Regions from separate parts of the Homo sapiens genome. Here region 1 is linked to region 2. Evidence: read pairs that join two places in POLR2A ChIA-PET (ENCODE). Cell type or tissue: PC-3. All regions are shown on one strand. Each heading gives the region's core, and the rest is flanking DNA. Links, peaks and the distances in the headings are about the cores only.

Region 1 (5,369 bases), core at 240-5,239, 280 kb before region 2:
GGAGGCTGAGGTGGGGGAATGCTTAAGCCCAGGAGTTCAAGACCAGCCTGGGCAACATGGCGAGACCCCATCCCTACAAAAAATACAAACATTAGCTGGGCGCGGTGTTGAGCACCTGTGGTCCCAGCTACTCAGGAGGCTGAGGTGGGAGAATTGCTTGAGCTCAGGAGGTCAAGGCTGCAGTGAGCTGTGATCATATCACTGCACCCCAATAAAAGAAGTTAGATGACTCGTGGGGCAGAGGCACACCTAGAACCAGAGTCGCTGGACTCCCTCTCAGGTGCTCATCTCCACTTTCGACCTGAGACAGGCCCAGGTCCCTGCCCTGCTTCCCTCTGGCAGAGAAAGATCACCACTAGGCTTCACATCACAACACATGTGCACCCGGCTGGCAGGCCCTGGGAGAGCTGCCTTTGAAGACGGCTCCCAGGCATAGCTCCCCCTTACTCCTCTATCTGAGCCCCACTGCTGTTCCTACCCCAGGGTCTTTGCATGTGCTGTCTCCTGTGCCTGGAAAGCCCTCCCACTTCATCTCTGCAGGGCTGGCCACTTCTCACCATTCAGGCCTTGGCTCGGATGCTGCCTCTTCAGAGAGGCCTTCTTGCCCTGAGGCACAGTCTGTCATCTTACTCTATTTTAATTATCTACCCCAAATTTCCTCCTTTTGCATATTTTTTTATATTGCCTTGTTTATCATCTCCAGGCCTGTGAGCTCCTAGGGATGGGTACCTTATCTGTCTCATTCACTGTGGTATCTTCCGTGCTTGGAATGACCTCCAGCATGTAGTAGGAACCTCGGAAATGATTTTTGAGTGAAGGAAGGAAGAAATTTCTTTCTTTCTTTTTTTTTTTTGAGAGAGTTTCACTCTTGTTGCCCAAGCTGGAGTACAGTGGCATGATCTCAGCTCACTGCAACCTCTGCCTCCCAGGTTCAAGTGATTCTTCTGCCTCAGCCTCCCGAGTAGCTGGAACTACAGGTGCCTGCCACCACAGCTGGCTAATTTTTTGTATTTTTAGTAGAGACAGGGTTTCATCATGTTGGCCGGGCTGGTCTCGAACTGACCTCAGGTGATCCACCCGCCTCAGCCTCCCAAAAAGTGCTGGGATTACAGGCATGAACCACCACACCTGGCCTAGGAAATTTCTTTAAAACTACATAATGCTGTGTTGCAGGGAGGACAAGGGTCTGGTCGGCCGTGAGCAGCAGCTGTGCTGTGTGCCTCTCAGTCTGAATAGGGGTCGGGGAGCTACCCGCCTGCCGGGATCCACACCCAGTCACCCCGAGCAAAACAAAGCAGACAGCACAAATTCACAAAGCAATACTGTGCCCTCCTACCCTCAAAAAAAAAAAAAAAAAAAAAGCCCGATAATGAGGTAAACACAATCATGACCAGGAAAAAGCTTGGCCATGCTTCTTCCAGTCCACCCAAAGCCATTATCTCTAATTGATCTCCAGACATCAGCTGCTGAAGCGTCTGAAACCCTCCTGCACCCTCCAGGTCTGGTTACAAAGCCCTGGCCCACCCACCCGCCCCATGGAGTCAGGTCTCCTGGAGCTGCTCTTTGCTGGGGGTGACAGGGCCTATCTGGGCCCCACATGAAAAGGACCCATCAGGCTGACAAGAGTCAGGGTGGGTCAAGAACCTGTGTAAAAGTCACAACCACTAAATGCTCAGCTGCCAGGGGGCTGAGCTGCCTGAGTTTCAGTGCCTTAAGTAGAAGGCTTGACAAAGCCATCAGGGGTCCCGCATTCAAAATAAAAAGCAAGGAAAACCAGGGACGGCTGCAGAAAAGCACCCTGCCCAAAATATCCCACTAGTTCTGGGTGAAAGAGGCACCCAAAAGCTGGAGTGAGGAGTTTAGTTGCAAAACGGAACGGGACTTAGCCACAAGATCACGAATCCCTTCTGGGTCTTGGTTAGGCTGTGGCGGTCACAAGGGCAGCCATCAGTACAGGGACCATCTGGATGTTTTGAGCTGCTCCTTCCTGGCCCAGCCCAGGAAAGACGTCTCCTTTCCTGTTAGGTCTCTCTTGTCCTTAGAAACAGACCGGAGTCAGCTCCCTGGGCTGCCTGGCAGGGGTGTTTTACTGCCAGAGCTCTGACAGGACAGAGCCACTTCCCCCCTTCATTCATGGACGCCCAGGTAGCAGCTCCTGACCTGTGCAAGCTTTTCCCTTGACACACACAAAGCGTCCCGAGGCCAGCCCTGCATGCAGTATTGCTGCTTATGGCACCAGGCAGCTCTCCTGCTTGCACCAGTAAATTACGAGTGCTTCCTGCATTTTTTCCCCCAGATAATAAAGTTGAAAGGCCACCTTGGCATTCTCGCATTTGTAGGGGTGGAGGTCTGCAGCCCGGAAGGGGCTCGAGCCTCAAGGAGCTGCTGGGGACAATGAGCTGTTCAGGTTCGGGGTATCTGCCAACCCCACCAGACACTGGCTCTCCAGACAGGGTGGTGGCTGTTTTCCACTTTCCCACACAGCTTCAGGGAAGTGAGAGGAAAGAAAAGACACAGACCTCTCCCAGCTCAGGTTGCCCTCACAAAACAGAGGAAATGCTCATTTTCTGTGAGAATTTGGAAATTGTAGTAAGTTTCTAGAAAGCACCCCAGGATGTTCAAGAACATATACTGATTGCAAAAATAATGTCCCATAACAAAAGATGTTTGACAATGAGCTTTTCACGCCTCTCTCTGTTCTCTTAAAAAAAAAAAAAGCTTTCTGATAAATCATTCCCTCTCAAGTTTAGAAATGCCCTATTTTCACAGGGCATGGTGGCTCATGCCTGTCATTCCAGCACTTTAGGAGGCCAAAGTGGGAGGATCGCTTGAGCCCAGGAGTTCAAGACCAGCCTGGGCAACACGTGAAGCCCCATCTCTATAAAAAGTGCAAAAAATTAGCCAGGTGTGGTGGTGTGTGCCTGTAGTTCCAGCTACTCGGGAGGCTGAGGTGGGAGGATCACTAGAGCCTGGGAAGTCGAGGCTGCATTGAGCTGTGATTGCACCACTGCACTCTACCCTGGGCAACGGGAGTGAGACCCTGTCTCAATAAAAAAAAAAAAAAAAAAAAAGAAATGCACTATTTTCTTTGGGAGGCCCAGAAGTTCAAGATCAGCCTGGGCAACAAAGTGAAGCACTGTTTCTACTTAAAAAATTTTTGTGTTTGTTTGTTTTTGAGGCAGAGTCTTGGTCTTGCTCTGTTGCCTAGGCTGGAGTGCAGTGGTGCAATCTCAGCTCACTGCAACCTCTGCTTCCCAGGTTCAAGTGATTCTCCTGCCTCAACCTCCTGAGTACCTGGGATTACAGGCTCCTGCCACCACGCCAGCTAATTTTTGTATTTTTAGTAGAGACGGGGCTTCACCATGTTGGTCAGGCTGGTCTCAAACTCCTGGCCTTGTGATCTGCCCACCTTGGCCTCCCAAAGTGCTGGGATTACAGGCGTGAGCCACTGCTCCTGGCCAAAAAAAATTTTTTTTTAAATAAATGCCCTATTTTGCATGATACCATTTTAGGAGGATGGGGAATGCTGTGCTGTCCATGTTTAGAGCCCCCCGATCCTGACACTGGGCTCATGGTGCTCCTGGTTCTCAGTCCACCTCTGTTTGTCAGTGAACAAAGAGGCCTGGGATAAAGTGTCTTCACATAATGCTCATGTGGTCAGATCAGTGGTGCTGCTGCAGTATTTTTCCTCCACCAAAAAGCGGATACAAACATTTTTAGGCATTAAAGAAACAATTTTTGGCTGGGTGTGGTGGCTCATGCCTGTAATCCCAGCACTTTGGGAGGCTGAGGCAGGCAGATCACTTGAGGCCAGGAGTTTCAGACCAGCTTGGCCAACATGGTGAAACCCCATCTCTACTAAAAATGCAAAAATTAGCCGGGCATGGTGGCAGGCATCTGTAGTCCCAGCTACTCAGTCAGCTGAGGCAGGAGAATTGCTTGAACCTGGGCAGCGGAGGTTGTAGTGAGCCAAGATTTTGCGACTGCACTCTAGCCTGGGCAACAGAGGGAGACCTTGTCTCAAAAAAAAAAAAAAAAAAAAAAGGAACAATTATTTTTTTCAAAGTAATGCCTTTTTTCAAGCCAGCAAAACTTTTAAAAAGAAAGCCAACAAAAGAGGAACAATTCCTACTAGATATTAAAACATATGATAAAGTTTTCACACTTAAAACAGTTTGGTAGCTGCTACATGAATAGTCAAGGAGCCCAGTGGACCAAACAGAAGTAGATTCTGTTTTGGATGGAAACTTAGTAAGTTTTAAAGGTGTCATCTCAAATCAGTGGGGGAAAATGGAGTATTTAACAAATGATGCTGAGACAAAAGGGTTAAGCGGAATCTGTATCTCAGAATACGTCAGCATAAGCTCCAAATGGATCAAAGATTAAATATAAAAAATGAAAATAAAAACATGTATGCTTTTTGCTCTGTCAGCTGGAAGAGCCTGCAAGAAAGGATACTTCAGTACCAATGGGCACACATAGTGCCCAGATCTTGTTTTTTTGTTTTGTTTTATACAAAATATATAGAGATGAGGTTTGCCCAGGCTGGTCTTGAACTCCTGAACTCAAGAGACCCTTCTGCCTTGGCCTCCCAAAGTGTTGGGATAATGGGTGTAAGCCACCATGCCCAGCCAGATTTTTTTTTTTTTTTTTTTGAGACGGAGTCTTGCTTTCTTGCCCAGGCTGGAGTGCAGTGGCACAATCTCGGCTCATTGCAAGCTCCGCCTCCCGGGTTCATGCCATTCTTCTGCCTCAGCCTCCCAAGTAGCTGGGAGTACAGGCGCCTGCCACCACGCCCAGCTAATTTTTTTGTATTTCTTTCTTTTTTTTTTTTTTTTTTACTAGAGACATGGTTTCATCGTGTTAGCCAGGATGGTCTCGATCCGATATTTTGGTTTTTAATATGGTTTTCCAATAAAAGGAATCAGAGCTCCTTGGAGAAATCACTGATTCCAGGATTGGGGCAGGAAATATGCAAGATGAGCCTGGAGTCTTACAGTGCCAGAAAGCAAAGAAGCACTAAAAAACAAGAAACGAACAAACAAAAACCCCAAACACCAATGAGGTATGGCAAAAGAGCACAGGAAACAACTGAAAAAGCTCCAATGGCCAAAGCTAGAACAATTTGTACAACAAAATGAAGAAGTATTGAATGATCATCAAAGCATAAAATAAACAGCTATGAGTCTCGACTTCTATAAATGGCTGAATAAATTAATAAGTGGGGGAGGAGAAACAAATCTCCTATGCATAAGCAATCTAAATAATTTACGTTGATAATTCACCCTAAAAAAGGCAGAACATGACTCCCCACTCTTCAGGTGTGGGCTGCACACGGTGCCTTCCTTCCCAAGTGCACAGTGTGGAAA
Region 2 (5,369 bases), core at 161-5,160:
ACGCTTTCCTGTAAATCTGATGTTTTCTGGAATTTAGGGTAAGTTCCTTATCAGACAGAGCAAAAGCACAGTACTGGGACCTTGTGTTCTGTCATGTGTTCTGCTGCCGCCGCCAGTGTGGACAGCCTGAGTCTGGCCCCCTTTCCTTTGGATGTGCTGTCCCTGCTGCCTGGATCCTTCCCGCTCTCTACTTCACCTAGGTGTGGTGTCCCTCCCTGGGCTTACTTACTGCATTGTTTTATGGTGTCTTTTTTTTCTTTTTTTTTTGAGACGGAGTCTCGCTCTGTCACCTAGGCTGGAGTGCAGTGGTGCTATCTCCGCTCACTGCAAGCTCTGCCTCCCAGGTTCACACCATTCTCCTGCCTCAGCCTCCGGAGTAGCTGGGACTACAGGTGCTCACCACCATGCCCGGCTAATTTTTTGTGTTTTTAGTAGAGACGGGGTTTCATCATGTTAGCCAGGATGGTCTCGAGCTCCTGACCTCGTGATCTGCCCACGTCGGCCTCCCAAAGTGCTGGGATTACAGACCTGAGCCACCGCGCCTGGCCTTTTTTTTTTTTTTTTTTTTTTAGATTCAAGAAGTACATGTGCTTGTTTGTTGCATGGGTTTATTACTTACTGGTGGGGATTGGGCTTCTGGTGTATCCATTACCGAAAGAGTGAACGTTGTACCTGATAGGTGATTTTTCAACCCTTGCTCCTTCCCATCCTCCCGTCTTTTTGGGGTCTCCCATGTCTTGTCTTGTCTTGTCTTGTCTTTTTTCTTTTCTATTTTGAGATGGAGTCTCCCCCTTGTCGCCCAGGCTGGAGTACAGTGGCACGATCTCAACCTCACTGCAACCCCCGCCTCCCGGGTTCAAGTGATTATCCTGCCCAGCCTCCTGAGTAGCTGGGATTACATGCGCCCACCACCACGACCGGCTAATTTTTTTTTGTATTTTTAGTAGAGACTGGTTACACCATGTTGGTCAGGCTGGTCTCGAACTCCTGGCCTCAAGTGATCAACCCGCTTCAGCCTCCCAAAGTGCTGGGATTACAAGCGTGAGCCACCGCGCCTGGCCTAATTTTTTTATTTTTAGTAGAGATGGGGTTTCACCATGTTGGCCAGGCTGGTCTTGAACTCCTGACCTCGGGTGGTCCACCTGCCTCAGCCTCCCGAAGTGCTGGGATTACAGGCTTGAGCCACTGCACCTGGCCCTAGATTTCTCTAACATAGGCTGTGGAGGTGGAATTTTTATTTATTTTTTCTTTAAATCAATACTCTCCACTGAATGTAGGATTTTAGTTTTTAATTTTTTACTGCACCCCAGGGGTTGGGGCAGATACCAAAGTGACCCCCCTTCCTGCATTGTGAGGTTTAATTAATGCAATTAACATTTACGAAGTGCTCTGAAACAGCTCTGCTGCTGGTATCAGCCTGGAGGAAGTGAGTGACATCAGTTCTCAGCATTACTGCTGGGTTGGGGCGAGTCCCTGAGCCTCCTCTGAGTCTAATTGGGGGTTGCCACCTACCCCTCTGTCTGCCACATTGCATTTGAGTACATCTGACCTGGTTCAGTCGGGGCACAGGCACCCTGCTGCACTAATGAGGAAGGCCCCTCGGGGAGAAGCTTGTGGGTGGGCCCACCCAGCACTGCTGCCCACTCTGAATCACACGCTGGACCCCAGCCTCTGGGAAAGGGTCAGAGTTCACCTCTCATCACAAGGTTAGGCAGCCACCTCCTGTGAAGGGAAACGCTCAGCTGGTATATCATGTCCCAGCCACGAAGCTCCCTTCATCCCTGGGATGGGTGATGCATTCATTGTTCATAACTTCTGTAATTCTTGTCTGTCTTGTCTCAGTTACGGCAATTCCAGGCACGTGCCCTGGATTGCCTGGGCATGAGATTTGGCACTGCCACTTCTCTGGGTGACTTAACTCATCTGAGTCTGTTGAAGGCAGGGGGATAATAAGACCTGCCCCAGGATGGGGTGGGGGTTAAAGGAGGTGGCAGACAGGCTGGGTGCAGTGGCTCACGCCTGTAATCCCAGGCCAAGGCGAGTAGATCACCTGAGGTCAGGAGTTTGAGACCAGCCTGGCCAACATGGTGAAACCACGTCTCTTCTAAAAATACAAAAATTAGCCAGGCATGGTGGTGCAAGTCTGTAATCCCAGCTACTCGGGAGGCTGAGGCAGGAGAATCGCTTGAACCCGGGAGGTGGAGGTTGCAGTGAGCCGAGATCGCGCCACTGCACTCCAGCCCAGGTGACAGAGACTTGATCTTAAAAAAAGAAAAAAAAAAAAAAATCCATGGTGGTAGACAGTGTTCAGCCTACAGTAAGTAGGGCCCTGGGAACTGTTAGCTACTTAATGTTACAGTGGCAGTGTGGGATGATGCAGTTCTAAATCCAGCATGTCTGCCACTCTGGATAGGTCATATTAGATAAAGCAGTTGGCTTGTGATGGGGGCCATGTTATCTGGAAATGCCAGCCTTGAATCATGAAGTCAGTGAGATACATAGAAAAGAGGTGGGGGAGATTTGTATCCACTGGTACACACCTGATGCTAATTTAATTTCTCTTGTCCTGATTCTAAGAACATGTAGTTAAATTTGTATGTTATTTACTTTCCCTATATATTGATCAAGGAGGTAGTATGTCAGTCTCTGTCTTGGTTTCTCCATCTGCAAAACAGGAATAACAGTACTTACCACATTTAAAGGTTAAATGAGTTAAGATAAGTAAAGCCAAAACAGTGCCTGACACATAGTAACACTGAAAAAAAGATGACCTTATTGGGGGGATTTTTATATATTTATATATGTGGGAAGAAAGGCCTAGGAGAGAAGCTTTTATTCCTGGATTTTGAGCTGTGGGTTTTGAGGTCTGAGAAAGGAAGCAGGAGGTGTAGGGAGTTGGGGAGGGCTTCCAGGCTGAGAGAACACAGCAGCACATGCCTCGAGGCTAGATTGTCTTGGCCTGCGTGTAGACTGAAGCGGGGTGGGGGAGGAACTGAGCTGGGCATCTTTAGTCATGGGTGCAGGTTCTGAAGTTGGTGTGCGCTGTCTACACAGCTGTGGCTATAAGGCAATGAGGGTAGTTAATTTCACTACAAACGTAGGGTCGTGATAAAAACAGAAGGAATTTTAAATGAAATCACATTGAATTATGCAACGAGAAGAAAGCATATATAAGTGCTCAGCTTGCTCCTGGGGGACACCCAGGTAGCTAGTGCCATTTATTGTGGGTTTTCTTCCTGGACTGTCTCTCCAGTACCCACAGGTCTTGTTCTAGGGGCTTGAGGCTTTTCCTGAATGTTGAGATATGGGTTTTGGAAGGTGTGCTGCCCACACGTTGGGTAGGCTGGTGGCCAGTTGGCACTGCTGAGGCCCTGGGGGAAGGCCCAGGGTGGTTAATCATTGTCAGCCTGGGTCTGTCTAGGAGGTGAGACTCCTGTCTGGCTTCTTGTTGACCCAGTTAGGGCCTGTCTGAGGAATGGGGTTCAATGTTGCCTGCGAAACCCAGCACACATTAGAACCCCAGGCCCTGGATGAAGGCGAAGGAGGTCACATCCTTCACTCCAGGCCTCTGGTCTGCTACCAGCTCCTGGCCACAAACAAACCCTGTGTGTCCTCCCCCCAGAGCACTTTGGGGAGGTGGACCCTCCTGGAGACACCAGGTACACCAGGTAGCCCCACCTCCCACTCTATGCCAGGCCCACTAGGTTACTTAGTTCACTGATTTGGCCTGAGGTGAAACGCTTGAAATTAATGATTATTCTGAACCGACACCGCAGCAGCTTTCCTGGGATTCTGACTGCTTTGTCTCATAGGAACTGGCCATAGGTCAGCCAGCCTGTTCTTCCGGGTCAGGGCTTGGGAGAAAAAGGGCTGAGAAGCAGCTGATTGGTCTGATTCAGGCACGTCCCTTGTCCTTGGTAGGGGAAATTCCTTAACAGGTGCTGATACACACTCTGGATCATGTGAAGCACAGAAAGCCTATGTGTTATGTATCAGCGCACATGTTTATAATCTGAACAATGCTGCTTTAACATGCATATTAATCACCTAGGCATGACTTGTGTGTGTTAAAATGTCTTGTGAAAATCCCGCTTCAGGCCGGGTGTGGTGGCTCACGCCTGTAATCCCAGCACTTTGGTAGGCTGAGGTGGGCAGATCACGAGGACAAGACATCGAGACCATCCTGGCCAACATGGTGAAACCTGTCTCTACTAAAAATACAAAAATCAGCTGGGCGTGGTGGCGCATGCCTGTAATCCCAGCTACTCAGGAGGCTGAGGCAGGAGAATCGCTTGAACCTGGGAGGCAGAGGTTGCGGTGAGCTGAGATCGTGCCATTGCATTCCAGCCTGGCGGAGGTCGCACCACTGCACTGCAGCCTGGCGACAGAGGGAGACTCTGTCTCAAAAAAAAAAAAAATGAAAACCCTGCTTCAGGACATCTAGCTTAGTGGTGGAGATTTCTCCAGCCAGCTCCCACTTCCAACAGTTCTTCCAAGCAGCTCTCAGTTCATGGTACTGTAGCCTGCGTGGCTCCTGGGCCACACAGGGAGTAGCAGCAGAGGTCCAGTTGCCCCATGCCATGGGCAGGTGCAGGGTCTGGAATTGGGAGCTCTCACCACAGATTGCACCTCTGCCTGGGGGCGCCACTGGGCTCATCAGACTGAGCTCACGGTGCCCCCTGGTGGGCGATGCCAGTGGCGCCAGTGCAGCTTGGAGCCCGCAATACAAGGTGTGGCTTCTAGAAGGTACCCTGGTTTGAGATGCTGAGGTGGGAGGATCCCTTGAGGCCAGGAGTTTGAGGCCAGCCTGGGCAACATAGCCAGACTCTGTTTCTACAAAAAATTAGCCACACCTGGTGGCACACACCTGTGGGCCCAGCTGGAGGATCACTGAAGCCCTGGGAGTTGAAGCCTACAGGGAGCCGTGATCACGCCACTGCACTCCAGCCTGGGTGACCAAGTGAGACCCTGTCTCTAAGATAGATGGATGGATGGATGGATGGATGGATGGATGGATGGACAGATAGAAGATAAACTGCGAGGCTAGCACGGGTTGTCTGGCAGGGGCTGGTATGTCTCCACGATGGAGCCCGAGGCAGGGAGGCCCGGTGCATATGGCAGCAGCTTATTGGGGAAGCTTTTCCCAGGCACGGTTCCAGGACACAAGGGTGTGGTGTGAGTGACCTGGAGCTGTTTGTGGTTCAGGGATGGGGGCCTGGAGGTCTCATTATGCCTAGGCTTTTATAATATTTTTGCCAACCAAAGGTGGAACAAAAAGCAAAGGCAAGTGACTTGGAAAACTCGGTTTCAGCGGGGATTTATGCCCTGAAGTTTTTTACTCGTTCTCTATCTAATCCTGGCCCTACCTC

What was found. Peaks named below come from ENCODE experiments on the same cell type or tissue, not always from the same donor. Only the 100,000 strongest peaks of a DNase experiment are listed, where the experiment ranks them.
Region 1: POLR2A ChIA-PET joins it to region 2 with 24 read pairs; 4 of 35 experiments call an interaction of 5 or more read pairs at or near these places.

What each region holds. Positions count from the first base shown.
Region 1 is chr20:32,495,717-32,501,085 of GRCh38, forward strand. The region is part of intron 4 of NOL4L (nucleolar protein 4 like); the gene reads right to left. Among named protein-coding and RNA genes, the nearest start is that of NOL4L-AS1, 63 kb to the right of the region's middle. RefSeq lists an enhancer at 1,229-1,745. In PC-3, for the core only: no CTCF peak of the experiment used is centred there; no DNase peak of the experiment used is centred there.
Region 2 is chr20:32,773,961-32,779,329 of GRCh38, forward strand. The region is part of intron 1 of DNMT3B (DNA methyltransferase 3 beta); the gene reads left to right. Among named protein-coding and RNA genes, the nearest start is that of DNMT3B, 14 kb to the left of the region's middle. RefSeq lists enhancers at 1-456, 1,162-1,867, 3,515-4,063, 4,099-4,600, 4,466-4,595 and 1 more. In PC-3, for the core only: CTCF peaks have their summits at 4,664 (motif pointing left) and 4,869 (motif pointing left); DNase peaks (open chromatin) are centred at 2,951 and 4,671; H3K27ac peaks cover 286 bases.